Linked DNA regions of Homo sapiens: region 1 is linked to region 2. The links are chromatin loops, found by intact Hi-C in ENCODE. Cell type or tissue: HepG2. All regions are shown on one strand. Each heading gives the region's core, and the rest is flanking DNA. Links, peaks and the distances in the headings are about the cores only. Region 1 overlaps CPSF3 (cleavage and polyadenylation specific factor 3). Region 2 holds the start of LOC105373417 (a long non-coding RNA gene).

Evidence for each region. A loop is a pair of places that touch in the nucleus more often than their neighbours do. Peaks named below come from ENCODE experiments on the same cell type or tissue, not always from the same donor. Only the 100,000 strongest peaks of a DNase experiment are listed, where the experiment ranks them.
Region 1: a loop joins it to region 2, with 21 times the contacts of the local background. A loop is called at or near these places in 42 of 110 quality-filtered maps.

What each region holds. Positions count from the first base shown.
Region 1 is chr2:9,433,271-9,447,051 of GRCh38, forward strand. It overlaps CPSF3 (cleavage and polyadenylation specific factor 3), which reads left to right. Exons shown (of 18, transcript NM_016207.4): 6 at 601-690; 7 at 2,941-3,091; 8 at 7,221-7,396; 9 at 8,548-8,706; 10 at 10,245-10,391. Among named protein-coding and RNA genes, the nearest start is that of CPSF3, 17 kb to the left of the region's middle. In HepG2, for the core only: a CTCF peak has its summit at 3,591 (motif pointing left); a DNase peak (open chromatin) is centred at 3,621.
Region 2 is chr2:9,133,967-9,151,339 of GRCh38, forward strand. It overlaps LOC105373417 (a long non-coding RNA gene), which reads right to left and starts at 11,944. Exons shown (of 4, transcript XR_922775.1): 1 at 11,637-11,944; 2 at 5,165-5,287; 3 at 3,780-3,937; 4 at 1,054-1,087. RefSeq lists enhancers at 5,737-6,237, 8,056-8,953, 9,070-9,149, 15,590-16,509. In HepG2, for the core only: CTCF peaks have their summits at 4,769, 5,926 (motif pointing left) and 8,943 (motif pointing right); DNase peaks (open chromatin) are centred at 5,925 and 8,905; H3K4me3 peaks cover 1,112 bases; H3K27me3 peaks cover 1,935 bases.

The sequences.
Region 1 (13,781 bases), core at 119-8,118, 300 kb after region 2:
AGGCGCAGCTTGGCCTTTTCCTTTTCGAGTTTGCTAGGTGATTCTAACGTCAGCCAGAGAACCAATGCTCTAGTGTCACGTCCTAAATTTTTCACAGCTGCTTATACATTTGGAACTTTTAGACATTGAATTGTAAAGTATATCACTAAATCACTTATTCTTGCAGTTTGCTCCAGGGCACAAAAAATAAGTAGCACAAATGCAGATGTGAATTCTCTTGGAATTTGATGCAGACCCTCTTATGATTTTATCTCCGGTTTTAGACCATGTACCTCAGTGCACTCCTTTCCTTGTCTGCATGCCCTTTTTCTCTAAGAAGTTCAGAGCACTTCTCAAGTGGATTAATGTTATATAGGTTATCATTGTGAGATGATACTGGGAATAGATTATTCCCATTTACTAGAGGAAATAATTGAAGCACTGAACCGTTTACTGACTGAACTACACATTTTGAATTGGACACAAGCACTGCATGTAAATTTCATCAGTTTTAGACTTAAAAACTGTAACTGCACTTTTGGATTTCATGAGTTTAATCTATTCACTAGCAAAATGAAGCCTTCCCCAAATCCTAACTTTCTAGTTTTATCTTTTTCACAGCTTTTGTACACTGGTGATTTCTCAAGACAAGAAGATAGGCACTTAATGGCAGCTGAAATTCCTAATATTAAGCCTGATATTCTTATCATTGTAAGTATTAATATACTATATTGTAATCAATGTAATGTAAGCAGATTTTTTTTCTTTTGGAAAATAATACTGTGATCTCACTTTCATAATATGTTATTGGATATAAACTTACCTTTTTTAAAATATAAGAAAACTGGTGGCCGGGCACGGTGGCTCACACCTGTAATCCTAGCGCTTTGGGAGGCTGAGGTGGGCAGATCACTTAAGGCCAGGAGTTAGAGACCACCTTGGCCAACACAGTGAAAACCCATCTCTACTAAAAAAATACAAAAATTAGCTGGGTGTGGTGGTGCAGTTACCTGGGAGGCTGAGGCACAAGAATCACTTGAACCCAGAAGGTGGAGGTTGCAGTGAGCCAAGATCACGCTGCTGCACTCGAGCCTGGGCTACAAAGCAAGACTCAGTCTCAAAAAAAAAAAAAATTGGGGCAGGTGCTTCTTTTTGTAGTGCAGTTTCACTTTCTTGCTGTTAAATGCATTAACTCTAGTCTAATATCAGAGATGCCAGGCTGCCTCTGGGCAGGATCAGCAGGCTGTCTCTGGGCAGGATCATTTTTACTGGCTATGCCCTCTCTCTGTCTTCTAAATATATATTTCTAGATGAGAATATGTAGAAGAACATCTTACGGGTCATTTTAAAATGGTGTGACCTCACTGCCTTTGCCATGGTGACTATCCTCAGGCCCTTAGTCCATGCTAACTTATCGTTTTGTTTATCTTTGTGTGTCATGTCTGCCTACTAGGTTGCAAGTCCCAGGGGAGCAAAAAAAATGAACTGTGTACAGAAGCTCTTTGGGGGCAGCTTGGGATGTGTGTTGCTGACTGTAGAGTCAGGGGTTGGGAGAGAAATCTTGCAAGCTTTTGGTGTATATAAGAACATCAGGTGTATGTGGTTCAAGGAGGAAGAGTTGTCTGTTTCTCCTCCACCACCTACCATGTTCCCCAGCTGCCCAGGCATGTGGGCCAGTACATACTGCTGTCCATAAGCAACATGTGAGCAGATTAGATTGGACTCTGCTCATGGTATGCCCAGCATATAAACTTAATTTAAGGGAAGATTTATTTTTTGAACCCTCAGAAAAAGTAGCTATTTTCATAGTACCATACTTTAGAGCAGTGCTTCAAATTTTAATATGCTTATAATCATCTGATGATATTGCTAAGATACAAATTCTGATTCAGTACATCTGGGCTGGGGTCTGAGATTTTGCGCTTCTGATAAGCTCCCAAGGGATGTCAATCTTCTGGTCAGTGGACCATACCTAGTAAGACTTTAAGGATATTCTTAAACAGAAGTATAAGAAACAACATCTGTTTCTATTTTAAAAGCTTTGACTTATCAGAGGTGGGAGAAATAACCTTTTTCTTCCTAATGGAAAGCAAAATGGTTAAAAAAGGACATGGGAAGAAGATACAGTTTTGGACTATTTCATTTTATAAAAAGTTCTTAGATTTGAATTCTAGCATTCTTTTTTTTTTTTTTTGAGATGGAGTCTCACTCTGGAGTGAGCGACTGCAATGGCATGATCTCGGCTCACTGCAACCACTGCCTCCCAGGTTCAAGTGATTCTCCTGCCTCAGCCTCCTGACTAGCTGGGATTATAAGGCATGCGCCACCATGCCCAGCTAATTTTTGTATTTTTAGTAGAGACGGGGTTTCATCCTGTTGGTCAGACTGGACTCCTGACCTCAGGTGATCCACCCGCCTCGGCCTTCCAAAATGCTGGGATTACAGGCATGAGCCACCATGCCCGGCCTCTTTTTGTTGTTGTTGTTAAATTTTATTTTTTTGAGATGGAGTCTTGCTCTGTCGCCCAGGCTGGAGTGCAATGGTGCGATCTCGGCTCACTGCAACCTCCTCCTCCTGGGTTCAAACAGCTCTCCTGCCTCAGCCTCCGGAGTAGCTGGGATTACAGGCGCCCACCACCACGCCCAGCTTATTTTTGTATTTTTAGTAGAGACAGGGTTTCACCATGTTGGCCAGGCTGGTCTCAAACTGCTGACCTCAGGTGATCCACCCACCTTGGCTTCCCAAAGTGCTGGGATTACAGGTGTGAGCCACCACGCTGGGCCTGAATTCTAGCATTCTTGCTTGCTCTTCCCAATTACTATTATGACAACACATGTTCGAGTAAATGACATGCTAATGGAGAAGTGAATTGCTTAGCCCCTCAGTATTTCATTGATGTTTAACTTTTGAATTCTTGGAGGATCATTGGTCTTAGTCTCACACTTCTAATGTATTATTTAGGAATCTACTTATGGGACCCATATCCATGAGAAACGTGAAGAGCGAGAAGCAAGATTCTGTAACACTGTCCACGATATTGTAAACAGAGGAGGCAGGGGTCTCATTCCTGTCTTTGCTCTTGGAAGGGCTCAGGAGCTGCTCTTGATTCTAGGTATGCCATTTCCTTTGTATTTAGGCGATGATCAAAATCTTGTCATTTTATCAAGATAATAATGTGGTCTTGGATGAGTCATTCCACCGTTCTGGACTTCAGTTTTCTTCATTTAAAAATAGAGATTTGGGGCCGGGCGCGGTGGCTCACGCCTGTAATCCCAGCACTTTGGGAGGCTGAGGTGGGGAGATCACGAGATCAGGAGTTCAAGACCAGCCTGACCAAGATGGTGAAACCCCATCTCTACTAAAAATACAAAAATTAGCCGGGCACAGTGACAGATGCCTGTAATCCCAGCTACTCAGGAGGCTGAGGCAGAGAATTGCTTGAACCTGGGAGGTGGAGGTTGTAGTGAGCCGAGATTGCGCCACTGCACTCCAGCCTGGGCGACAGAGCGAGACTCCATCTCAAAAAATAATAATAATAATAATAATAGGGATTTGGATCTAGGAATAGCCCAGGAAAACAGCAACTCTCATGCACTGCTGTTGGGAATGTGAACTGGCGACCCCTTCCGGTTGCCATCAGAAGTCTTAAAATATGTGTACCCTTTGGCCAGCAGTTCCGCTTCTGGGAAATAAATGAGATGTACAGAAAATTTTGTCAGGAAAGGTATTCATCATTTTAGTATTTTCAAAGAAATATGTGAGTAAATATAGCATTGTAGGAAAAAATTGTGTTACAGATGAGTAATTACATACTTTGCACATAATATATTAAGTCAACCAAAAAAGTAGAGTTCAAAACTATATTTACTCTGGGCTGGACGTGGTGGCTCACGCCTGTAATCCTAGCACTTAGGGAGGCTGAGGTGGGCAGATCACTTGAGGCCAGGAGTTCAAGACCAGCCTGGCCATCATGGTGAAACCTCGTCTCTACCAAAAATAGAAAAATGAGCCAGGTGTGGTGGCACACACCTGTAGTTCCAGCTTTTCTGGAGGCTGGGGCATGAGAATTGCTTGAGCCTGGGAGGCAGAGGTTGCAGTGAGCCGAGATTGCACCACTGCACTCCAGCCTCGGTGACAGAGGGAGACTGTCTCAAAACAAACAAACAAACAACAACAAAAAAAAAACTATATGTACTCTGATCCTAGTTAGGTAAAAAATGCACACACAAATGACTGAAAAGCTACTAAATCTGGATAGTGAGGATATGGATGATATTTTTTGTTTTCTGCTTTTCTCCATTTTACAAGTACTTCAGTGAGCATGTATAATTTTTTGTAATAAGAGAAACAATGGTTGTTACTTTTTAGCATACATTTGTACTTCATGATCCCTTCTACCTCACATTCGGTGATTCTAGTTGGGAAGAGCACTCTTATTGAAGAATAAAAGAAGGTACTTTACAGCCAGGCATAGTGGCTCACGACTGTAATCCCTAATTCCAGCACCTTGAGAGGCTAAGGGCGGAAGATCACTTGAGCCCAGGAATTTAAGATCAGCCTGGGCAACAAGGCAAGACCCTGTCTCTACAAAAAATACAAAGAATTAGCTGGACGTGGTGATACACGCCTGTTGTCCCAGCTACCTGGGAGACTGAGGTAGGAGTATCACTTGAGCCTGGGAGGTAGAGGTTGCAGTGAGCCAAGATTGTGCCACTGCACTCCAGGGTGGGCGACACAATGAGACCCTGTCTCAAAAAAAAGCAAATAATAAAATGGGTGCTTTGCATGAGTGTCACCTCTGTGCGAAGCACTAGAAACACTTGCATCTTAGCTCATCCTCTCTGTTCTGCCATCTTGGTGAGGAGGAGAAAAAATAGTATCCCTGTCACACTGAAAAGGAAAACAGAAGGAAAGTTGGAAGAAATGACCCCAGATGAAAAGGAAATCTGTAATAGATAGGACTTCTAGAAGCTGAATTTCCCAAATCCGAATCTAATTCAGTCTTTTGATCTTGATTGGTCCTCCTTCCTAACTGCAAGTCAAATTCGTCCTTAGAAGTCTTGAAATCAAAGTCTTCGTAACCTGTAAGATGAAGAACAGAGAAGTTAGGAAGTTGAAACAATGTTGCCACCATCAAATTGGGTTGCCAGATTTAGCAAATAAAACTAGAGGACAACTCATTAAATTTTAGGTTCAGATAAATAATGAATAATGTTTTAGTATAAGTGTACCAAATATTTAATATATATTCTTTTTTTTTTTTTTTTTTTGAGACAGTCTCACCCTGTCACCCAGGCTGGAGTGTGGTGGCGCTATCTCGGCTTGGCGCGATCTCGGCTCACCACAACGTCTGCCTCCCGGGTTCAAGCTATTCTCCTGCCTCAGCCTCCTGAGTAGCTGGGATCCTAGCTAATTTTTGTATTTTTAGTAGAGACGAGGTTTCACCACATTGGCCAGGCTGGTCTCGTTAGTATATATTCTTATACTAAAAATCTTTTGTTGTTCACCTAAAATTCAAATTTAACTGAGTATTTGATATTTTTATCTGGCAATTCTACCGTCTGTTCTTTGCAACTGGTTGCCCTTTTTCCTTCAATTCTCCCTTGTAATGTAGTATAATAGAAAGAACAGCTGCTTTCAAATCTTATCTGTGTTTCAGATGAAATCTATCATATGGCTAGAGCCATATGACCTTGGGCAAATTATTTAACTTTTTTTAATATTCAGAGTTTATTCATAAAAACACGCACAACAAACCAAGAAATGGTGGCATGATTGTGGGATGTAGTCCGCTTTAGGGTATCTAAGAAATCATAAGAGTAATAAATCATGAATGGGATAAACTAGAAGACAAAGCAGGAAATTTGTAATGCATGTGACAGAAAGTCTTTGTCCTCATATAAAATTATCATTGATACATCAAATGGAAGAATAACATTCACACAATAATCAGCCTTTTTTTTTACCCTTAGTTTGCTAGTTAAAATGGTGATAAGTCTTCGTAAGTTGTTTTGAAAATTAGAAATTATAGATGTAAATTGGTGAAACCCCGTCTGTACTAAAAATACAAAAAATTAGCCAGGCATGGTGGCCAGCGCCTGTAGTCCCAGCTACTCTGGAGGTTGAGGCAGGAGAATGGCATGAACCCGGGAGGCGGAACTTGCAGTGAGCGGAGATCGCGCCACTGCACTGCAGCCTGGGCGACAGAGTGAGACTCCATCTCAAAAAAAAAAAAAAAAGAAATTACAGATGTAAATTATATAATAGGCATATAATACATTTTCAAACTGCAGAGGCACCTATTAGAATAAAGGGTGTCTTTCAGCCATACTACCCTGATAAAATTTTGGGATTTAATGAGGGCTTTTCCCTTAACATAAGTCTTTTGACGGTATATTACCCACTGCTTTCTTTAATTATCAGAAACTGGTTAGTAGGTTTTTAAAAATACAAGCATGGCTGAGTGTGGTGACTCATGCCTGTAATCCCAGCACTTTGGGAAGCTGGGCAGGAGGATCACTTAAGTCCAGAGTTTGAGACCAGCCTGGGAAACATAATGAGACCCAGTCTCAAAAAAAAAAAATTAGCCAAGTATGGTAGCACACTCCTGTAGTCACAGCTCAGAAGGCTGAGGTGGAAGGATCACTTGAACCTGAGAGGTTGAGGCTGCCATGAGCCATGATCATACCACTACCCTCAAGGCTAGTCGACAGCCTGGGTGTAAAACACAAACAAAAACAAACAATAATAGCATAATATGACTATACTTTTTTTTTAAGTGTTCAAAATCGGTTAACTCTTGGCAATTCTCTTTTGTAATTAGCACTCAATAAATCTGTTTGAAATATTAATAATACATTTTTAAAACCATCACAGAATTTTTTCTAGTACACTTTTCTAATACATTTAAATAAAAATGTATTATTTAGTGTCTTATTATGGTAGTAAGTTATAGACTTCAGTGTAAACTTATACTGAGTCATGTTTAAAAGCCTCCACATCTTTGGACTATGATCATAGCATTCTTTTTAGGTCATGCACTATTTAGAAATAAGTTTTGGTTTTGTAAATTTAAGTTAGTTACAACCAGGATAATTTTGCTTAAACTCTTTAAAATATAGTTGTGTGCTTTATTTCTTGGTTGTATGTGTATCATTTCTTGTTCTGTGTGTATCATTTGTTATTTGAACTGTTTACCCCATCTAACAAAGTGATGTTTGTTTCTTGCAAAATCTCTCTAGATGAGTACTGGCAGAATCACCCAGAACTACATGACATTCCAATATACTATGCATCATCTTTGGCCAAGAAGTGTATGGCAGTGTACCAGACATATGTAAATGCCATGAATGACAAAATCCGCAAACAGATCAACATCAATAATCCCTTTGTTTTCAAACACATTAGTAACCTCAAGGTGAGTGCTTGTGGAAGAAAGACAAGGATGGATAAAACCAAATCAGTCATTAGTAGTAGGAGGTACGAGGCCGTGAGTGATGGCTCACAGCTGTAATTTAGCACTTTGGGAGTCTAAGGCAGGAGGATCACTAGAACTCAGGAGTTTGAGACCGGCCTGGGCAAGATAGTGAGACCCTGTCTCTATCAAAATAAAATAAAAATCGTAGGCAGTGCTTGTCAGTGACTCTGGCTGAATTCCTCTTGCTGGAGTCTTACCGCTTCTCAACAGGTGTCGTTTTTCTGCAGAAAATCAAAACTTCAGCAGCTGACATTCTTTTTCTGCTTCAACAGATTTTGCCACTTGCCCCAAGTAGCCATGTGTTCTCAGTATTTATAATACTCATCTCTTTTGCCGTAGGCATAAAAAGTTCTGAGGAGAAAAATATTTTGTATTATGTATTTAAGTTTCTCTTCTCACTCAAACCAAATCATCTTTTTGATTAGTGCTGCAAATTCTATATATGAAAATTTTTATATACTTTTCTGGAAGCATTCAATAAAATCTGATTTTATTTAATTTAAAAAATACTGTTTAACTCGATGCTTGAATCATAATAAAATAATTGATATCCGAAATAATTTAAAAGTGGACTTCCAGTTGTAAATAGGCTTTGTTCATAAAGTATTTATTTTAAGTTAACTGCTTAAGGATTGTAGACAAGTTCTCCCTAGAACAATGTTAAACCTTTTGATTTCCAGGCCAGCTCAAAACATGCATGGAGCATGCAAAGCTATTGTGAGTCTTTGGGAATATTTTTTCAGAGTTGTGTCTTGGGTAGATCAAGACCCATTTGACTCTTCCTTTTACTTTTCTGCCTGCCTGCTAGGCGCTGAAGATGGTCCTGATGGTTCTGATGGCCCTCTAGCTACCAACAGAAGGTTTTGAAGATCGGGGTGAACTTACCGCTTTTTATTACTTGGTTTTTCTACCATTCCTAGCCTAAACTGTTTAGGAATTTGGCAACTGAACTTAAAATGTTTACAGATCTTGTGAAGGCTCTTTCAGTGATGTGATTAATCTCTTAGCCTTTTGTTATTCTTTAAAAAGAAAGAATGCTTTGTCAGCTGCTGGTAGCTAACATACTTTTCCCATTCTGTTTTCTCTCTTAGAGCATGGATCATTTTGATGACATTGGTCCCAGTGTTGTAATGGCCTCCCCAGGCATGATGCAAAGTGGCTTATCCAGAGAATTATTTGAAAGCTGGTGTACTGATAAGAGGAATGGTGTCATTATAGCGGGATACTGTGTAGAAGGGACACTTGCCAAGGTCAGTTACAGTCATAGGCTGTTGTGTTATTCCTATTCAGAATCACGGAGGTGGCACGGTCCTCACAGGTTTTTGCACTGAAGTAGTTCTTCAAATAATACAAGTTTTGATTTTTAAAAATGAGGACGGGAATAGGTAGCTAGAGATGTGCGTAGGATGTAGAATTATGCAGACACTGAATGGCATAATGAGGTCCCAGGTGATTGATATACACATTAAAGTTTGAGAAATGCTCATCTGGTTGCAAGTAGAGAAGAATGGACAGGAACCTGTTTGAGACAAACACGTGAATACTCTCCGTCCTCTCATGAAGAAGAGGTTGACTAATACATATGATCTTAAAAAGCTGTAGAATGTGTTTGGGTTGACCACTTTCTACTATTATGAAACATTGATTTTCAGCTCTTAGGGATGTAGAAATTGTAGAAAATATATGCAGAACTTGGGAGGCAGTTTCTGAGCATCCAGGCATCACATTCTCATCCTCTATTTTATTTTTAAAAATATGATATGATTCTTTGATAATCTTTATTACTTTACCTTATTCTATAAAGTTCTTTAGTGACAATGTTGTATTTAAAATAGATTTCCAGGCTGGGTGCAGTGGCTCACACCTGTAATCCCAGTACTTTGGGAGGCCAAGGCGGGCGGATCACCTGAGGTCAGGAGTTCGAGACCAGCCTGGCCAACATGGCGAAACCCCGTCTCTACTAAAAATACAAAAAATTAGCTGGGCGTGGTGGCGTATGCCTGTAATCCCAGCTACTCGGGAGGCTGAGGCAGGGAGAATTGCTTGAAACTGGAGGCGGAGGTTGCAGTCAGCCGAGATTGGCGCCACTGCACTCCAATCTGGGTGACGGAGCAAGACTCCATCTCCAAAAAAAAAAGAAAAAAAAAATTTCCAGGCCTGGCACAGTGCCTCACATCTGTAATCCTAGCACTTCAGGAGGCCACAGCAGGTGGATCACTTGAGCTCAGGAGTTGGGGACCAGCTTGGGCAACATGGAGAAATCCCATCTCTACAAAAAATACAAAAATTAGCCAGGTGTGGTGGCACGTGCCTGTAGTCCTAGCTAGTTGGGGGACTGAGGCAGGAGGCTTGCTTGAACCCAGGAGGTCGAGGCTGCAGTGAGCTGAGATCGCACACTGCATTTCAGCCTGGGTGACAAAGTGAGACCCTATTTGAAAAAACAAAGATTTTCAGAATAGAAATATATCCACATATCTAGGAAATGACTTTGGAGAGCACAAGAATAGTTGGGAATACAGGTTTGTCTTTCTAAGCATAAGAGTTATGATTCTCACTGCCAGCACTCCAGATAGATGAGTTTTAGTTAATTTGTTTACTTTTCTCATTAAATGTTTGCTTGATTGAGAACATGAGTATTTGATATTTACTGAGTCAGTTATATTAGAATGATTTTGTGCGTAAGGTCCTAAATTTAACATGAATTTATGACTGCATGAAAAAAATGAAAATGTACCTTTACGATTATAACTGGGTAGTTTGTTTTGTTATTTTTCTTTATTTTCCACAGCACATCATGTCTGAACCTGAAGAAATCACTACTATGTCTGGACAGAAGTTACCACTGAAAATGTCTGTTGATTACATTTCTTTCTCAGCTCACACGGATTACCAGCAAACCAGTGAATTTATTCGTGCTTTGAAACCGCCTCATGTGGTTAGTCTATGAATTTCATTTATTGTATTAAAGGGAAAAAAAGTGCATACCCAGGAAACTGTGCAGCAGGCAGTTCACAAAGCAGGCATCATCACCTACTAATGCGACACCCCCTGAGCAGAGCCTTTCACATGCACTCGGATTTGGCCTTTACAACTCCCCTTTGATTTCAGCAAGCTGCCCCCTTTCTCCAGAACTGACTGACTCAGACCTACCAACCCCAATCCTAATGTTTTTCTGTTATTTTCTGCTGCCTCTCCAATAATTTAAGAGCCAGGCTTGGAGTATGACTGCTCATTTGGAATGCCAGCTCCATCTCTTACTTACTATGTAACCCTTGGCAAGTTACTTAACCTCTCTGTACCTCATTTGTAAATAGGAATAATAGCTCATAAGGTTATTGTAAGGATGAAGTGAAAGAACATATCTAAAGCACTTAATATGGTGCCTGGCACATAGTAAATGCTTAATATATATATTATATATATATATATATATTTTTTTTTTTTTTGAGGCGGAGTCTTGCTCTGTCACCCAGGCTGACTGCAACTCCGCCTCCCGGGTTCAAGCAGCTCTCTGCTTCAGCCTCCTGAGTAACTGGGATTACAGGTGCCCACCACCACACCCGGCTAATTTTTGTATTTTTAGTAGAGATGGGGTTTCACCGTCTTGGCCGGGCTGGTCTTGAACTCCTGACTTCATGATACACCCGCCTCGGCCTCCCAAAGTGCTGGGATTACAGGCGCGAGCCACTGCACCCGGCCGACTTACTTATATTTTTAAGTATCGTGTAACTTATTAAAAATAAGTTAGATATTTTGATGGAATTGGAAAGGAGGGGTAAGCTGAAAAAAGTGTGTATTTTTAATTAGAAGAACACTAATGAAGCATGTGTCCATAGAAAATAGATGACGTGCCCTTTCCAAATGTATTGGAAAGCAGGAGAAATGGCCTTTTGTTAGTTTTGTTTGTTTGCTTGTTGTTTGGGGTGTTTTTTGGTTTGTTTGTTTGTTTGTTTGTTTGGATGAAGTCTTGCTCTGTTGCCTAGGCTGGAGTGCAGTGGCGCCAATCTCAGCTCACTGCAGCTTCTGCCTCCTGGGTTAAAGCAATTCTCCTGCCTCAGCCTTCCGGGTAGCTGGGATTACAGGCACGTGCCACCACGCCCAGCTAATTTTTGTATTTGTAGTAGAGACAGGTTTTCACCATGTTGGCCAGGCTGTTCTCAAACTCCTGACCTCAGGTGATCTGCCCGCCTCGGCCTCCCAAAGTGCTAGGATTACAGGCATGAGCCACTGCACCTGGCCTTGCTTGTTGTTTTTTAAATACGTTTTACTGTGGTAAAATATCTAACATAAAATTTGCAGTTTTAACCATTTTTAAGTGTACAAACCAGTGGCATTAATTATATTCACAGTGTTGTACAACCATCACCACTGTCTATTTTCACAGCTTTTCATCACTCCAAGCAGAAACTCTGTACCGTTACACAGTAACTCCCCATTCCCTTCCGCCAACCCTGGTAATCTCAAATCTACTTTCTGTTTCTATGAATTTGACTATTCTAGGTATTTCATATAAGAGGAATCATAATGCCTATGATGTTTTCAAGGTTCATCATGTTGTGGCATGTATCAGCACTTCATGCCGAAGTCATGGTCCGTTATATGTAGACCACATGTTGTTTATCCATTCACCTGTGGGTGGACACTCGGGTTGTGTCACTTTACAGCAAATGTGAAGTGGTATCTCGTTGTGGTTTTTATTTTCATTTCTCTAATGACTAATGATGTTGAGCACCTTTTCATGCAGTCTTTTGTTCGTTTTTGAGTTTTTTCTAGCATGATAGGCCTCACAGGTATTTGCCACTGGCCCTTAATGAGCAGATTATTTGGTCAAGAAAAATCACTCTCCTGTCTATAGCATCACAGTGTGTAGGGTTTAGTCACAGAGTAGGCTCCTCCCAGGTGTTTCTTATTGTCTGTGTGCATGAACACTCCCCCAGATTTCCAAGCCAGGGAGGAAAAGCCGAATTGCTCTTTTGTGTGGTGTCACCACCTCATCCTCAGCCCCATTTCATCCTGTCACTCTCCTGGTTCTACTTCTGCTGACAGTTTAAGTTCCTGGGTTGAACTTCATGCTCATTTTCTTGTGATAACCAGCTCCAGCAAAAGTATAGCTGCAGGATAAAATTGCAATACTAGTAGTGTTGGTGGTAGTAATGAATACTAGCTAACATTGATTATTTACCATGTGCCGGACACTGTATATGTGTTTTATATGAACTGACTTGCTTAATCTTCATGACCGACAGCTGTTCTGCAGATGAGACAACTGAGGTGTGAAATCACTTGGTCAAGGTTACACAGCTTAAATAAGCAGCAGCACCAGGATTCTGTTCAGGCAGCCAGGCCCAGGCCCTTCCCCAGCAAGCAGTAAGCCCCTGCCACGTGCTGGTGCTGGCTATGCCCAGCCACAAGCCATCTACCACATGTGAGAGGCTAAGAACAATCTATCTTGGCCGGGCTGCAGTCCCAGCACTTTGGGAGGCCGATGTGGGTGGATCACTTGAGGCCAGGAGTTCGAGACCAGCCTGGCCAACATAGTGAAACCCCATCTCTACTAAAAGTATAAAAATTAGGCAGGGCACGGTGGCTCATGCCTGTAATCCCAGCATTTTGGGAGGCCAAGGCGAGCAGATCACGAGGTCAGGAGATGGAGACCATCCTGGCTAACACGGTGAAACCCCGTCTCTACTAAAAATACAAAAAAATTAGACGGGTGTGGTGGCAGGTGCCTGTAGTCCCAGCTACTCGGGAGGCCGAGGCAGGAGAATGGCGTGAACCTGGGAGGCGGAGCTTGCAGTGAGCCGAGATCACGCCACTAGACTCTAGCCTGGGCGACGGAGCGAGACTCGGTCTCAAAAAAAAAAAAAAAAAAAAGTATAAAAATTAGGTAGGCATGGTGGTTCACACCTGTATCCCAGCTACTTGGAGGCTGAGGCATGAGAATCCCTTGAACCCTCGAGGCAGAGGCTGCAGTGAGCCAAGATCACGACACTGCACTCCAGCCTGGGTGGCAGAGTAAGACTGTCTCAAAAAAAAAAGAACAATCTGTCTTGTAAGATAGAAGTTACAAAAGTGAATGGAAAGGGACTGGTAGCTAATGCTGTTGTTGTAAATACCCTCTAAAATATTCCATTTGGGGCTGAGCACAGTGGCTCATGCCTGTAATCGTACCACTCTGCAAGGCTGAGGTGGAAAGACTGCCCAGAAGTTTGAGACCAGCCTAGACAACATAGTGAGACCTTGTCTCTACAAGAATAAAATAAAACTAGCCAAGCATGGTGGCTCATGCCTGTAGTCCCAGCTACCTGGGTGGCTAAGGTGGGAG
Region 2 (17,373 bases), core at 4,169-12,168:
AGCGGCCATTTATAGACCTTCCCCCAGGAATGCATTTCTTTCCCAGAGTATTAATCCTTGTTAGGAAAAGATTTTAGCAATATCTTCCCTACTTGCACATCCATTTATAGGCTCTCTGCAAGAAGAAAAATATGGCTCTATTTTGCCCGACCCCACAGGCAGTCAGACCTTATGGTTGTCTTCCCTTGTTCCCTGAAAATCGCTGTTATTCTGTTCTTTTTCAAGGTGCACTGATTTCATATTGTTCAAACACACATGTTTTACAATCAATTGGTGCAGTTAACACAACAGTGGTCCTGAGGTGACGTACATCCTCAGCTTACGAAGACAACAGGATTAAGAGATTAAAGTAAGACAGGTGTAAGAAATTATAAGAGTATTATTTGGGAACTGACAAATGTCCATGAAATCTTCACAATTTATGTTCCTCTGCCACAGCTCCAGCCGGTCCCTCCATTCGGGGTCCCTGACTTCCCGCAACATAAAGGAACTGCAGACAACAACTTCATCCTGTGCTTGGGGAGAGACAGAGGATTGAGAAGCGAGAGGGGGTGCGGGGGACAACAGTTCTCCTTGGTGGGTCCATCAGGTCTTTACCTAGATCAGGGAGAAGTCTCTTCCAGTATATTTATCTTGAAGAATTTTTAAGTCAAAATACTCATTACACCAGGGAGCCAACTTCAGGGTGAATTTCCCTGTGCCTCTTCATGTACAAGGAAACTTCATTAGTAGGAAGGCAATAGATAATGTCTAAAACAGGGGGAAAGAGTCAAGAAAAAGTACTGAAACACATTATTAGAAATATGTGGGGAGGCTGGGTGCAGTGGCTCACACCTGTAATCCCAGCATTTTGGGAGGCTGAGGCAGGCAGATCACTTGAGGCCAGGATTTTGAGACCAGCCTGGGCAACACAGTGAGACTTCGTCTCTATAAAAAATACAAAAGTTAGCCAGGTATGGTGGCACATACCTATAATTCCAGCTACTTGGGAGGCTGAGACGGGAGGATCACTTGAGCCCAAGAAGTCAAGACTGTAGTGAGCTGTGATTGCCCCACTGCACTCCAGCCTGGGCAACAGAGCCAGACCCTGTCACAAAAAAAAGCAAGCAAGCAAGCAATATGGGGGAATCCCAGCAAAGTTAAAATAGTTGAAAATGCTTATCTCTAAAGAGTGAAATTCAGGTGAGAAGGTGTGAGGCAGGTATAGTTGTTTTTGTTAGAAGTGCTGTAACTATTTTAATTTTACAACTATGTACATGTATCAGTCCAATAAAACAGAGGGAAAGGCTTTATTTTATAACTGATACATTAACAAGCATTAAAAATAATTAGCATGGACTGGGTGCAGCGGCTCATGCCTATAATCCTAGCACTTTGGGAGGCCAAGGTGGGCAGATCACCCGAGGTCAGGAGTTCAAGACCAGCCTGACCAACATGGCGAAACCCCATCTCTACTAAAAATACAAAAATTAGCTGGGCGTGGTGGTGTGCACCTGTAATCCCAGCTACTTGGAGGCTGAGGTAAGAGAATCACTTGAACCCAGGAGGTGGAGGTTGCAGTGAGCTCAGATCATGCCACTGCACTCTAGCCTGGGTGACAGAGTGAGACTCCATCTCAAAAAATAATAATAACAATAATAAGCATGAAATTGTGGTGAAACTGGAACATCAAAATCCTGCTAACAATGTAAATGTGTGCAAGCCCCATGGTTTCATTTCCAGAACATTTCGAGAGCCATTCAAACGTTGGAACCCTTTTAACCAATTCTCTCACTCTAGAGCAGGGATCTATGCAGGCAAATTATGACCATGGGCCAAACCCAGCCTACCATCTATTTGTGTACGATCCATAAGCCAAGAATGGTCTTTATGTTATTTTAATTGTTGAAAAAAATCAAAAGAATAACATTTTGTGATGCATAAAAATGATAAGGAATTCAAAGTTTGGTGTCCATAAACAAAAGCGTGTCCTCACACAGCCTTGCCAATGCGTTTGCAAGGGCCTGTGGCTGCTTTTGTGCTGCAAAGGAATCTGCAATAGAGAGCTCATGACTCACAGAGCTGAGAAGACTATTTGGTCCTTTGCAGAAGCAGCCTGCCCATCCCAGTACAGGGGGAGGCAGCGTCGTCCAGGAGGGCGGCTCAAAGCTGGACTCCTCTGATTCCTGGCTATGAGACCTCAAGTTTCCTAACTTGTCTGTGAAATGGTTTTCTCATCTTAAAGCAAAGATATTATTAGTACCAGCCTTCTGGGGCTGCTGTGACGATTCAGTGAATGAGCCCCCGTAAATCAGAGGGCACCCACACTTGGTGTAGGAGAACTGCCACTGCTTCCCCATGGACATCAGTAACGCAAGCAACAGGTGTACGCACAAACATTTGCACAGCCGGCACTGCCTATGGCAGGGTCCTGACACCCGGGTGGCCTCACCCACAGCTCTGGCAGAAGCAGAGACCCGGGGCCAGTCCACAGATTCACAAATAGTCCGTTCTGTTATGCTGCGAAGCAGACATCCCTAAAAATCCCTGCACTCTGCAAACTCATGTGAGATGACCCAGCAGGCTATGAGGGAGATAGAGTTAGGGGCTTCGTCAGCAAGACATTTACAAAAGACTGGAACCTAATAAAAATGATAGCACAGGCCGGGCGCAATGGCTCATGCCTGTAATCCCAGTACTTTGGGAGGCCAAGGTGGGTGGATCACCTGAGGTCAGGAGTTCGAGACCAGCCTGGCCAACATGGCAAAACCCCATCTCTACTAAAAATACAAAAATTCGCTGGGCATGGTGGCAGCCACCTGTAATCCCAGCTACTCAGGAGGCTGAGGCAGGAGAAGTGCTTGAACCCAGGAAGCGGAGGTTGCAGTGAGCCGAGATCGCGCCACTGCACTCCAGCCTGGGCAACAAGAATGAAACTCTGTCTCAAAAAAAAAAAAAAAAAAAGATAGCACAGTTTTACATGTTAAATGGTTAAGAAATACATACATACTAAAATTAATATGGTGTTTTCCTTTAAAAAGACTTGAGGCTTGTTTGAGGAAGTGGGCGTTGGGGTTGTGAGCTGGGTGATCTGGAATTGGGGGGGCATTCTAGCACCAGAGCTGGATGGATGTGGATGTGACTCCTAACACACCCTGTGAACGGAGGGCTGGAGGGTGCATGGGTGGGGTTGTGTGTTCCTAGGGTGTGTGCGAGGGTGGGGTTGTGTGTTCCTAGGGTGCGTGCACGGGTGTGGTTGTGTGTTCCTAGGTTCTGGTCAGCCAGGTGCCATTCTCTGCATTCGCCTGGTGTTTCTGAGGACAAAATTGTGCAGAGCGAATGTGAACTTTGAAACTCACGTTATGCTCCAATTGTTCCCTACTCTAGCAATTGGGAATTGCTATTGGAGCAATTGGAGCAATTTCATTTTCAAAACAAGCCGTACAGCGGAACTGAAAGTATCACATCCCTTGAGGACTCCGGACATGTTGGGGAAGGGGAACTTTCTAGAAGGTGGCATCTGCAGATGTCAACATCGGCGGCGGTGCCAAGAGGGGCTTTGCAGGGCCACAGGGCAGCAGCTCCATGCAGCTGGCCCCATCCCAGGCCTGGTGAGCTCTCCTGGCTGTGTACTCAGCCCTGAGCCTGATGACCAACACCAGATGCACAGCCTGCTGTTTACCAAGCCCTCCCACCCACACCAGGGTGCCTCCTGACAGCCTCACGGGGACAAAGTGCAGGCATCATTCGTCCACATTTGACAGAGATGGAAGGGGGGCTCAGAGAAGCTGATTACTTACCCGAAGACACACAGCCTGCAAAGGGAGGTGGCACTTCCACATCCCACGCTCTGGCTGACCCTCTGCCTGTCCTCCTGTGCAGTATGTGGGGTCTCGTCACCAAGCGCTGGGATAAACTCGAGGGGCCAGGCTCAAGGCCACGCGTCCAGAGGCAAATGCTGCAAGAAGAGAGGTGCAGGAAACCCAGGTAACCGAAAGGCACCTGCCTCGAGTGAGCTCCCTCCAGCCCTGACACCTGTTCCTTCTTTCAGTGGAAAGGACAAGCCGCCGTCCACACTGCGCCTTTAACAGTTACACCCAGCGAGGCTGAGGAATGTTCCGGAACAGCCAGGATGTGGGCTTCTTTGTAGCGGGAGTGTGCCACATGTAGTTCAATCCTGAGTCGGAGGCCTGAGCAAGCAGCTTGCAAGATGTTTGAGGAGCTTAGCATTGACTGTGGCAGGCGGGCCATTGCTTCTATGATTAAAAAGGCCCAACTCCCCCCTACATCTGCCCTCGACTCTCAGGGCACACCTGGGCCCTCAGGCCGGGTGTGCTCAGCTGAGCTTGGCCATTTCTCCTCCCTCGCTCCACAGGCGCACAGGGCCAGTTGGTCATCATGCAGCCCACGTGGCCTTTGGGACCAACCCTGCCCTGCTGGGATATGCTTCAGGGACCTGAGGATGGAACACTCCCCTGGGCCAGTGGACAGACACACACACACACACACACACACACACACACACACACAGAAGCAAAAACTGCTTTGTCCAAGAAAGGCACAGACGCATTTATAACCAGATTCCAAGGTCAGCTGCTTGGAGCATGAAGCGAGGTCATGTCCTCTTGCTTCTTGAATTAGGTCATCTCTCAAAGAAATCTCAGGGTCCTCCTTCCAAATAACTCCAAGACCCCCGGCCCAGCGGATGCTCTCTCAGTCCAAAGGTCAAGCCCTGGTCACAGCATCTCAAGGAGACAGACAAGTCACCTGAGTGTCTGTTGCAGCGGCCAACACCACAGGGTGTCGCTGTTAGGAAAGGTACCCTCCCCCTCCGGCCCTGCGAAGTCCCCCAAGCTCACAACCAGAAATCCTCAGCCACCAGGCAAGGAGCTGGCCTGTCCTGTCTTCCTGGCTCCTCTCCGCCTCAACTGGACCCACAACATCGAGTCCCCTGGGAACAGAGCATGGCACACTGACCATGCTTCTTAGGGCTGCCCAGTCACAGCCCCACACTGTGTTCAGAACCCCCACCCTCAGGCTCCCCCGCTGGGCCAGGGTGGGAGCCAGGCTCCCCTCTCTGTTTCAAAGCCCTTCCCCCAGCGCCCCTCCTGTGCAGGGATCAGTGGTGCTTCTTTCAGGGGAAAACCACAGTTGCCCCGCATGAAATCTGAGGACACATACGTACGGCTGCGTGGTGGACGGTGTTGGGGATCTTTGTCATTGCTATGAGAATCTTGCTCCCAGTGCATTCCATCTGATGCCTGTTGGAGGTGTGCACTGCATCAGGTGAGGCCACCATCCTGCCCACCTGTGATCCAAAAAAAAAAAAAAAGATCTGGGAGGAGAATGGAGATCTGGAGTCGGCCTGTGTGATGGGGGAGAAGCTGCTGCCGTCCCGAGCCTCAGAGGCAGAAGTCAGTGGCCCAAACTCCAGGGCCTAGTGCGTACACATGCACACACGTATGTGCAGACCTGTGTGTGCCTATGCACAGATATGCATCTAGGATGTGTGCACACATGTTCACATAGAGGATACAATGAACTGCTACATGTTTCCGTGTATATATATTACATATAGATATTTACTGGTTTGCATATATGTGTATATATACTGGTATATGTGTGTGTAGACTATCATGCATGTATGTGTGTATACATATACTAGTATGTATGCGTGTGCATATATAGAGGTATATACATGTGTGTGTACCCGTATCTATTTACTAGTATATATGATGTGTGTGTGTACTGGTATGGATGTGTGGGTATGTGCACTTGCTGGTATGTATGTAGGTGTTTGCTAACACATACGTGCACACGCAGAATGCTTCCAGGGGACTGCACAGCCTCTAGTTCGCAGCCCCCACCCCTCCCTTTGCCCCTGCACTCTCCCCTCTCTGAGCTGCATTCGCATGAAAGGGTGCAGGTTCTGACCCCGCAGCGCCACCTCCTGGACACCTAGGGATTTCTGGCAGCGCCTGCTTGGCCACCAGCACTGAGGGAAAGATGAATCCGAGGGAGATCAGGGGATGGGGCACTGAGTGACGTCCCCAGGATCACAGGGTTCTCATATGGCCCCAGCAGTCCATTTGCAACTCTACAGATGAATTCCAAAGGGCCAGAACCCTTAATTAATCAGGGACTCCTCCACCTCGAAGTGGGAAAGACAGCCCCAGGAGAGTAAAGTCTGGGTGACCCCAGGAGGGACAGGGGAACTTGCTGGGCAGCTGGCCCTGTGCTGCCACAGCTTGTCAGGGAGGTTTCTACAGCACGTGGAGGGAGGTGGGTGGTGGGGGCAGTAAGCAGAGGGAGGGGAGGCTCCAGGGGGTCCCGGATGGGGTGCTCGAGGCTTCGGGGAACCTGGAGTGGAAGAGAGTTTTAGAAGAAGCAAGCCAGGGCCAGGCACAGCGGCTCAGGCATGTAATCCCAGCACTTTGGGAGGCAGAGGAGGGCAGATCACCTGAGATCAGGAGTTTGAGACCAGCCCGGCCAACATGGTGAAACCCCATATCTACTAAAACTACAAAAATTAGCCAGGCATGGTGGTGCACTTCTGTAATCCCAACTATTCAGGAAGCTGACGTAGGAGAATCACTTGCACCCAGAAGGCAGAGGTTGCAGTGAGCCGAGATCATGCCACTGTACTGCAGCCTGGGTGACAGAGTGAGACTCCATCAAAAAAAAAAAAAAAAAAAGACAATGCTTAAATAGGGCAAATTGAAATCCTGTCCAGTGGAATAGCACTTCTGAGGTGTTCCTGCCAAGACAGATAACGCAAATCAAATCCCCAGGGGGCAGCAGTCTCTCAAGTGGCGGCACAGCCCACAGAATAACTGGCCCTTAATCTTCGAAAGTGTCAAGGCCATGAAAGTCAAGTAAAGACTGAGCTCAGCTTCAGACTCTAGGAGACTAAGGAGATGTGACAACCAGAAGCCACATACCATTTTGAACTGGGTGCATTCACTGTGAAGAAATCATCAGACCACTGGGGAGACTTGAACAGCAGCAACGCGCCCTGCGAACTTGAGTTGTGAGTGAAGGTTGTTCTGACCGACCATGTAGGAGAAAGTCCATATTTGCAGGAAGTACATGGGAGTATTTGGGGTGATGGAGTATTGGAGGTGGAGTATTAGGGAGCAAGTGTTGACAATTTACCCCCAAATGGTTCAGGAAAAAATGCATGATTTGTGCTGCAGTGGAAGCTCTTCTTAAGTCAGAGATTATTTTAGATTTTTTAAAAATTACACACACACGCCCACAAAACTATCTCTGGCAAATTCCTGAGAAGAGCAGGACTCTCCTCCTCCAATGAGCAATTCTAACCAGGGAAACTTCTCTACGTGGCATTGAAATCTGGCCCACAGGAGGTGCTTCCCTGGCCCCAACCCCCTCTTCCCTCAGACTCCTAACAGGATGGAGTCAGGGAAACAGGATCAACACACCTGGGGGTCCAGCCTGTAGAGCGTCGGCAGGGAGGGTCATCGCTGGCTTTTACTGGGCACTCACTGTGTGGATGGGGTTTGAAGTCAACCTGACCAGGGATTGAATCTTGGCTTACCTTAGCTGTGTGATCCTGGGCAAGTCGCTTTACCTCTCTGAGTCTTGGCTTTCTGCTGTGTAAAATAAGGACAAATAACCTCTATCTTGCTGGGTTGTGGTTCAGATTAGAGAGAATTGTGCAGAATGTCAGGTACAGCAATGGGTTTCCAGACTTTAGGCCTGTGGGAAGTCAGCCTCAGAATCTCCTGGGAAACTTCTTATCAAACACAGATTCCTGTAACCTGCTCTCAGAGATTCTGATCAAATTCACCTGGCCAGTTTCAGCTACACCTGCTGAACTATTTACCGAACTATTTACAGCTCTCCAAATGCACTATAGCACTTCTTACCACTATGCCTTTGTACACACAGTTCCCCCATCTAGAGGCCCTTCCCCCTTTGATTGGAAAACTCCTAGTCATCCTTCAAAACCCAGCTGAAATGTCTCCCCATTGATGAAGACTTTCCTAACCATGCCCTCATCTCCCAGTACTCGCTTCTTTGCCAGATCAGTTGTTATGACATGAATAAGAAGTATAATTACCTTCCATTTAGTGAATCTATTATGTACCTCTCATTTCACATACTGTATCTTAACAATAGTTACGCCAAGTACTAATTATTAGCCCTGTTTCCCTGTTTACATATGAAAAAGCTGAGTCTCTGAGGGCTTAAGCAGCTTGCCCTCAGTCCCACAGCTGATAGGGGACAAAGCCAGAACCCCACGCTACTGAGCCCCGAATCTCTAGCTCTGGTCCTTATGGTCTTGGTCTGCCTTCCCCTCAGCACGTGAGCCTGCAGATGTCGGAGCCCAGGGTGTGCATTCATCGCATTCATCTCTTTTTTTTTTTTTTTTTTTTTGAGACGAAGCTTCGCTCTTGCCCAGGCTGAAATGCAATGGCGCGATCTCGACTCACTGCAACCTTTGCCTCCCGGCTTCAAGCAATTCTCCTACCTCAGCCTCCCGAGTTGCTGGGATTACAAGCGTGCGCCACCATGCCCGGCTAATTCTTTTTATTTTTAGTACAGAAGGGGTTTCACCATGTTGGCTAGGCTGATCTTGAACTCCTGACCTCAGGTGATCCGCCCACCTCAGTCTCCCAAAGTGCCGGGATTACAGGCGTGAGCCACCGCGCCGGGCCTAGGGTTAGGGTTCATTCACCTCTGAGTCCTCATCAGCACATTCCCTGATGCGCAAACAGCAGGGAACCCTAAGTGTCGGTCCCTATCTCCTAGGTCCACACCGCCTTCCGTCACACCAGGCTCTCTCCAGACTGGCTGAGAGGGTGGAGCTGGGAGCCTCTGAGGCTGGTAAGCCGCGTGCCTTTGGAGGGTGGGGTAACAAGCAGGGCCTCTCCTAAGGAGGGCTTCCCCGGCCTTCCTTCCTCGGGGCGCAGCATCGACATTCGCCACCAGGGGGTGCTGCCGCACCGTTCCCGGCGCCGCCTCTGCCCCGCGAGGGACTGGGGCGTTTTCCACCGGGCGCGTGTCTGGGGCTGTGACTCAGAATCCTCAAACTCAGAGTTCGCAGACGGAGGAACTCATGCTCAAACGTCTGAACAAAAATATACAGAGCATGAAATTTTTACTCCAGAAATAGTGCACCTCTCTCCCCCTTGGGGAAAAGCGTTTTCCCTACTTCCGTAGGAGTTAACTCGCCAAGGCTTTTAGGAGACGCCGCACAGCTGTGCTCCCGCTCGTTGAAAAAAAGATGCCAAAAGTGTAGAATTTGACCACAAACAACCGAGCTTCACAACGGAGTGTGGCTTGTGTGCCAGGCCCTGTGCTGGGGGTGCAAAAGGCCCCCCGTGTCCAGCCTGGCAGCAGTGACTTCGGGGTCCCTCCTGCAAGCTTGGCTACAGGTGTTCAATCTTACTGACATATTTTACAAATATAGCTACATTTTTCCAGCCCAAATTCAGTACACATGACCTAGCAAAGCATTCCAGAGGCAAACGGCTTTCTAGGAAGTGTAGCTTAGGCACCTAAATGCTGGCATTCTGGGGCTGATGGCGTACGGGAGCCATGAGCAGAGGGTTTGAAAACGGACCTGTCTGGAAAGCCCAGGTCAGAGGGTCCCAAGAGCAGGGCTGGGCAGGCCCCAGATGCCTCCCTTGTAGGGGATTCTGGGGTCTCCTCCCCTCATAGACCCTTCTCCTCCACGAAGCTTCTTCCGGGGGCCAGAGCAAAGTCCCTCTTCTGTCTGGCATTCCACCCAAGCCGCCTCCTTTTCTGTCTGCACCTTCTCCTGGGAAATCTCATTCAAGTCCATGGCCTTAAGCCTCTATCAAGGATGCCCCTAAGGCCGGGTGCAGTAGCTCACGCCTGTAATCCCAGCACTTTGGGAGTCTGAGGCGGGTGGATGGATCACCTGAGGTCAGGAGTTCAAGACCAGCCTGGCCAACATGGTGAAACCCCATCTGTACTAAAAATACAAAAAATTAGCCGGGCATAGTGGCGCACACCTGTAATCCCAGCTACTTGGGAGGCTGAGGCAGGAGAATCGCTTGAACCCGGGAGGCGGAGGTTACAGTGAGCCAAGATTGTACCACTGCACTCCAGCCTGGGCCACAGAGCAAGACTCCATCTCAAAAAACAAAACAAAACAAAAAGCAAAGATGTTCCTAAGACACCATTACTGAACATATAGACCAGTAAATAACAATGATTACACAAATCACATGATAAATTGCATAACACCACACACACACACCACACACATCACACACACACCACACACACACACACACACCCCCCACACACACACCACACACACCACACACACACACCACACACTGTGAACCTAAAAGTGTCTGAGACACCCAATCAATCTGGAAAGTTTATTTTGCCAGTGTTAAAGACACACCCATGTTACAGCCTCAGGAGGCCCTGAGGTCATGTACCCAAGTGGTGGGGGCACAGCTTGCTTTCATACATTTTAGGGAGACACGAGACATCAATCAATATATGTAAGATGTACATTGGTTCGCTCCCCTAAGGCAGGACAACTTGAAGTTGGGGGAACTTCCAGGTCATGGGTAGATAAGAAACAAAAGGTTATTTTGGGTCTTTGATCAGCCTTTCATTGAATACACAATTTACGTGGGAGGACGGAGTAGAGGAATAGTCACTTAGGCCTTAGTCTGACTCAGTGAACCTGCGTTTTTATTTTAAAATAGGGCAGAAGAAGCCATCAGATATGCATTTGTCTCCGGTGAGCAGAGGGAACACCGAGTTCTGTCCTTTTCCCACACCTAGGAAGACAAGCTATCAATTTACGTTGCCAGGCTGAAATTCAACAGAACTGTTTTAGGGTTTTGCCGTCCACAAGGAATTTCCTTGTGGGAAATTGTGATGGAGGTATGTAGGCATGTAGCTTTTTTTTTTTTTAATCTTTGTAGCTATCTTATTTAGGAATCAAATAGGAGGCAGGTTTGCCTGATGCAGTTCTCTGTTTGACTTTTCCCTTTGGCCTAGTGATTTTGGGGTGCTGAGATTTATTTTCCATTCACAACACACACACACACACATACACACACACATGAGATATTAAACTGGCAACCGGCACAGTGCACAGCTCCATGTTCCAGGCATGGTGGACCCAACCTGGTCCCTGACCACCTGCAGCCCCCACCAGCTCAGGCCTCCCTCCTGTCTGATTTCTACCTCCTCATGGGGCTGGGCTTCCCCGGCCACAGTTCTCTCCTACTTGGCCATTTTCTGCAATCCGGAGTTTTTGTTCCCAAACTTGTGCCTAAATTTCTCAGGCACTAGATGATGCAACAGGGGAGTCTGGAATTTGGAGACAGTTCAAATCTCAGCTGCGCCACCACTAGCATCCACGTGACCTCCAACGAGTCATTACCCTCTCCAAGCCTCCGTTTCTTCCTACATGAAGTGGGAGAAACCACGCCCACCCCACAAGGTTCTTGGTGACAAAGTGAGGGGAACCATCTAGATTGAGCAGAGGAGTGTTTTAGTCTGAAGAGCAAAATGATTTGGGAGTGAGGGTGTAAACCCTAGTGCTGCCACTTGCTACCTGTGACCTTGGGCAAGTTATCTAGCCTCACATACCTCAGTCTTCTCAGCCATAAAATGGGTACAATTATAGCACTTACCCGCTTACACAACAACGGTGAATTGAGTTAGTCTCTGTAGAGCGTGTTTAGCACTGTGTCCAGAACACAGTGAGTGCCGCCTCCATGATTTGGTAACACAAGCGTTTGTCGTGGTCATTTCAGGAAGGCTCTGGTAAGTGGAGTGCAGCCCGGATGAGAGCCGGCTGGAGAAAGCTGACTTGTGTCAGCTCAGGGGACAGAGGGGTACAGAGTAGCCTGGAGGCGGCGCCAGGTGGGAGCTGACGAAGCCTGCGGGGGGGCTGAGGCCAGCGTGGTGGAGGGAGCCAGCGGGAGCGCTGCACTTTGATGGGCTCTGAGCGCCTCCGGGCACCCGTAGTTCAGCTGCTTCTCTCCACCCCTCCAAAGGGCGGGAGAGACAGGAATCCCACCTTCCGCCATGCCCTCCTTCAGGGCCTGGCCTCACACGTGCCTGGTAGCAGGATGGCAACCCGATGGCGACTTCAGGCTTCACACCCACAGACGACCGTAATCAGAGAAAGTAAAAAAGAAAGAAAAAACCCTCCCAGCCCAGGATTTTGACCAAGACTCCTGACGTTCACCTCGACTGGACCTCTTGGGCCATGTGCCCAACGCCAAGCCAGTGACCATGGGGAATGGAACGGCTCCATCAAACAGGGCCCTCCTTGCTGGGAGTGGGGCAGGCCCCCCCCCCCCAGGCACAAAGAGACCCGGGCTGGGATGGAGGACGTGGGGAACAAACATTGGTGGGCACCAGCCATGTGTGTGCCACTGTCCCTGTTGCATTTGCAGCCGACCTCAAATCTGTTCTTCAGAGTTGACTGTCGGATGCTCATCACTGAACGTCTCTCAGACGCCCCACAAGTGTTCATATTCAACAAGTCTAGAAATGAACCCTCACCCTCAAACCCACCTTCTCCCCCTGGATTTCCTGTCCTGGTTGACACCTGGTTGAACCACTCACCATCCTAGTTCCCCAAAACCTGGGAATCACCACCCCCTCCCCATCCCCCAAGTCTGGCCAATTCCATCCCCCGGCGGCATTCATACCTGGCCCCATCTCTCCTTTTCCAATTGCCACCACCCAGACCCAATACTCTGCACCAAGACCCACAGGCCACTGTCTTAGGCCAAATATTGGCTCTCTGGCCCTTGCCAGAGAAAGCTAGCCAACCCCTGACCTGGATCTGTAACTGGTCTCCTGGCTCCCATCCATCCTCCACATCTGATGGCATCATTCAACAATGTAAGAATGTCAGTGGCCCCTGGTGACCTGCCACCCACAGCCTGCAGGATCTGACCCCCGCCTTCCCCTGCAGCCTCACCGTACACCTTCCTACCCACCCTGCGTTTGGGCAACTGGCACAAAAGGCTCCCAAACACGCCATGCTTTTTCATGTTTTTCTTTATACTTCAGGTGCATGAGGCTGAGTTCCTCATATTCCTCAACGCCGTCAGTGCCCCATGCAAGACCCCATCTTTTTAATAATCAATGTTATCTCTTTCATTTCTGCCGACCACTCCCATTTCCCTTCTTCCCAAAGGCAATAATGCTACCTGTGTTAACATGTATCTTTCATCTGGGTCTTGTGAAATACGTGTTGCCAAGTTTTTGTGTGTGTTTTAATGCCTATAAATGGTGTTGTTTTATATATTACATTTTTTTGACCATTTTCTCTAAACACTGTTTAGTTTAAGACACATTCCTTTTGCTCTTTGCACAACTCATTTAATTCTCATTGCTGCGCAGTTCTCCAAAGTATGGATTAAAACCGTTTCATGCATCTATTTTCCTGGATTGCTTTTAAATTGACACCATCTCAAACAAAGCTGCAGGGCATGAATTTGTATATGCCCCTTAGGTGAGAATTTCTTTGAGAACTATTCCCGGGAGTAGAACAACTGGGTCACAGAATAAACCTGTGCTTGATTTCACAGCTGCCCCTAGAAGGACAGTTACATTCGCACTGGAAGGCCCGTCCTTTATTTCCTCCCGTCCGTCCTCAGGTTTCTGAGTGTTTCCAGTCGAGTGGCCTTAAGATAATACCTCATTATTGTCTTAATGTACAATACAGTTCTCTGATTACTAATTTGGGCATCTCTTGATATGCTTGTTTGATTTGGGGAAATCTATAAATTACCTGTCCATATCCTTTGCCCCCTTTTCCATGGTGGCTTCTGATTTTCAGGGGTTCCTTTGCTTCTTGTTCTTACCTCTGCCTCTGCTGGCCTACCCTGTCCCTGGTCCTCTAAAGGCAGCTGTGTGCTCACATGGCCCCTGCAAAGCAGGTACCCCAAGCCACAGACAAGGCCCCTGCCTCAGGTGATGACATGGGAACCCCCTGTGTTCTTCTTGAGTTTTCTGCTCTTCCGTCCCCGGCCCACACTCCTGCTCAGTGACTCTTCTGGGACCCACCAGCCACATCCCCTTGACCTTGTCTTGATGAGGAGCCTTGCTTTCCCCGCCACCATTCTGGCAGCAGAGTTCAGTTCTGGCTGCTGCCTTGTGCTCCTTTCCCCTCGGCCAAGCCAGGGTGGGGGCCAGGGGAAAGCCACTTCTGTCTGAGCTCCATTCTCCAGGTGCCCCCACCAGCACACTACAGAGTCTCAGCTGCGATGGCACCATCTCTGGGGGCTTCCTGACCTGACCTTCCCTGGCAGCTGGTTCCTCCCTCCTCTGTGGTCCCTTGCAGCACTTATCACTTTGCTACAGTGAGGGGGTTCCACACCTGCTTCTGCATTTACTCAGGGAACTCATTAAAAGCGGGGATCCGGCCGGGCGTGGTGGCTCACACTTGTAATCCCAGCACTTTGGGAGGCCGAGGCGGGCAGATCACTAAGTCAAGAGATTGAAAGCATCCTGGTCAACAAGGTGAAACCACATCTCTACTAAAAATACAAAAATTAGCTGGATGTGGTGGTGGGTGCCTGTAGTCCCAGCTACTCAAAAGGCTGAGGCAGGAGAATCGCTTGAACCAGGGAGGCAGAGGTTGCAGTGAGCCAAGATCGTGCCACTGCACTCCAGCCTGGTGACAGAGCGAGACTCTGTCTCAAAAAGAAAAAAAAAAACCAGGGTTCCAATCACCTCCCTCCTTTCTGTTTCCCTGGCACGTGGAGGTGGCCAGCAAGTGCTCGATCATCACAAAGATTTCCCAAGCACTGACTACGCGCCAGGCATCGTGCTAAGCACTTTACAAGCATTATTGCATTATCACAATTTTATAACCCTATGTGGTTGGAACCTTTAATATCCTCCTTTTACAGGTAAAGACATTTGAAGAAATTAGGTAAGGTGTCCAAGACCACACAGCTAGTGAACAACCATTCAATGAATGAACCAAGGCATGGGCACATGCTGCCAACGCTGAAGTTCATGCCAAGCAGAGCCACTGCCCAGAGCAATCTTCCTTGGCACAAAATGAATGCCAAATGCTTAACTCTGCTCCTCAGACGGTCAACATGAGTTGCCATAGCCTGGGGAGGTGACTTGGAAATGGGGACTTCCCACATATTCCTGCTGCACACAACCCAGGCTGGACTGGTCTTTTAGCGCCTAATCTGCAAGAGTGCTGGCTGCACTGGCTGGGAATGACAGTCCCCACACAGCCCTTCAGATGACACCAAGAGTGAGGGACAGGGAAGGGTCAGGGGCTTGCCCTGGCTCCAGCAAGCACCCGGCTTGCAACTGCTGCCACCCAGGCCGGGGAGTCCTAGGGCCTGCACCCGCCTCAGCTGCTGCTCCTGCGGCTCTGCTGATTGCCCGACTGGGAAATTCGGGGGGTTGCCCGGTTGTTTATGCCACTCTTGTTTGGGGGACAGTCAAGCCAAGCCACCCTCGGGAAGAGCAACCCAGGACAGGTGCCTGCCTGTAAAGAGCAGGTGACGATCATTGGACAAAACCCCTGGGCCACTTTCCCATCTCCAGGGCAGCCCCTGGCTGGGGGGATCCTGGTGACGTTCAGCGGCTCTGGGCTCTGTGTGGACCTGGACAGGGCCGACCAGCTCCTTCCTGCCCCCCAGTATCACAACCCCATCAGTGGGCTCCCCACACCCCCATCAGGTCAGCTCCAGAGAAAATGACACTTCGATGAGCAACCTAAGGTGGGGAGAAGAGGATTCAACCTGGGGAGACAATGATTTGGAGGTGGTAAGTTTGACCTCAGTCTGGAATAGGCCAGGGATCCTGGCTTTCTTACTTACAAATAGTGTGGCATGGGGCAATTTACTTAAGCCCCCAGGGCCCCGGTTTCTTGTCTGTGTAATGGGATCAATAGCGCCTCCTCCAAGACGCCATGGGGACTTGCTGGGATACCGTGTGAGGGCCTCAGGCCGATGGCATGCAGGGAGTCCTCAGTGCCCGGGACGCGTTGACTGTTCCAGCAGCCAGTGCGGGGTGTTTGGGTGGGAAGGAAAGGAGCCAAGTTTGTCAATGGAAAGGGAACCAGCTTTTGTCAACTCCGCAAGAATTCCTAGAGCACCCTGTGGGCAGGCAATGATCAAGGCTGTGCCAAAAATGGCCCCTGGCCTCAGAGCTCATGCTCCAGCGTGGAAATTGGAAACTGGAGGCCAAGAAGGGGGCTGGCTGCAATGAATATAAAATCACACTCCGGGGCAGTGCGCTCTGTGGGGCAGAGCAGGGTTCTGAACGACGTAGGCTCCATGAGGCGGTGGAGCAGGCTGGGCTTGCCTCTCCTTTCCTAGACACCACACCAGGCATTTCTATGCTCGTCACTTCACTGAGTCACCTCAGCAGTCCTCTGGGATGGGTCTCTTTGATAAAGATTTTTTTTTTATTGATTCTATAGATAAAGAAACAGTGGCTCAGAGAGGTTGAACGACTTGCCCAGGGTCACACAGCCAGGTGGGGACAGTGTTGGGCGGGTCAATCCCAAACCCATCTGAACGGAACTTGGTCCACACCTTTCCCACCACTCCTCACTATGCTGACCCCTAGAATTCTGGTTCTAGGAGGGTCCCCATCAGTCCCTCTCACCCCAGGGAGACAGACTCTGATGGCTGCTGAGGCAAACTGCCTTTCTGTCCCCTTGCAGCTGGCTGTGGTGTGGCCCTGGCACCCCTCGGGGGCTTTGGGGAAGGTCAGATAAGCCTGGTCTGGAGAAGAGCCAGCCATGGGCTCTGTGGCTCCGCTTAGGGCTGCTGGCCCCTCGGGGCCTCGCTGAGAGGTGGCTGGCGGGACCTGGAGAGGATGAGAGTTCAGCGGCTCTCGATGGCCCCACCTGAGCCCCAACACTGGCTGGAAAACCATGTGGAACCCCAGGGGCAAACTCCAGGGATGAAATGACACTTCACCAAAAAGACCCGTAGACCCTGGCCTCTTGGAGCTGACACCCTCGTGTAAAGGTGAGGGGATGTCACTTCTTAGACCAGGTTACACACTGACGGTGGCTTCACTCTTGCTCTCTCTCGCCTGTGTCCCTGCTCACGCTGAGGGAATGCCTGTGGAGAGGCCCAAGAGGCAACAAACCGATGTCTACATTCTGTGGGGACCTGCGGCGGCCGCTGTGGCTGCCACCTGAGTGAGTGTGGAGCGGTTGTTGCCCCAGCTTCCCCCTGACTGTAGCCAGCGAGAGACCCTGAGCTGGAGGGCCCAGCTAAGCCCACCGCGTTCCTGACCCACAGGAGCTGTGGGATCATAAACGCTAAGCTACAACATTTTAGGGTAATCTGTTATGTAGCCATAGTGACCAACAAGTGGGAAAAAACACATAAACATCCCTGAAAGAAGGCCTAGGAAGCT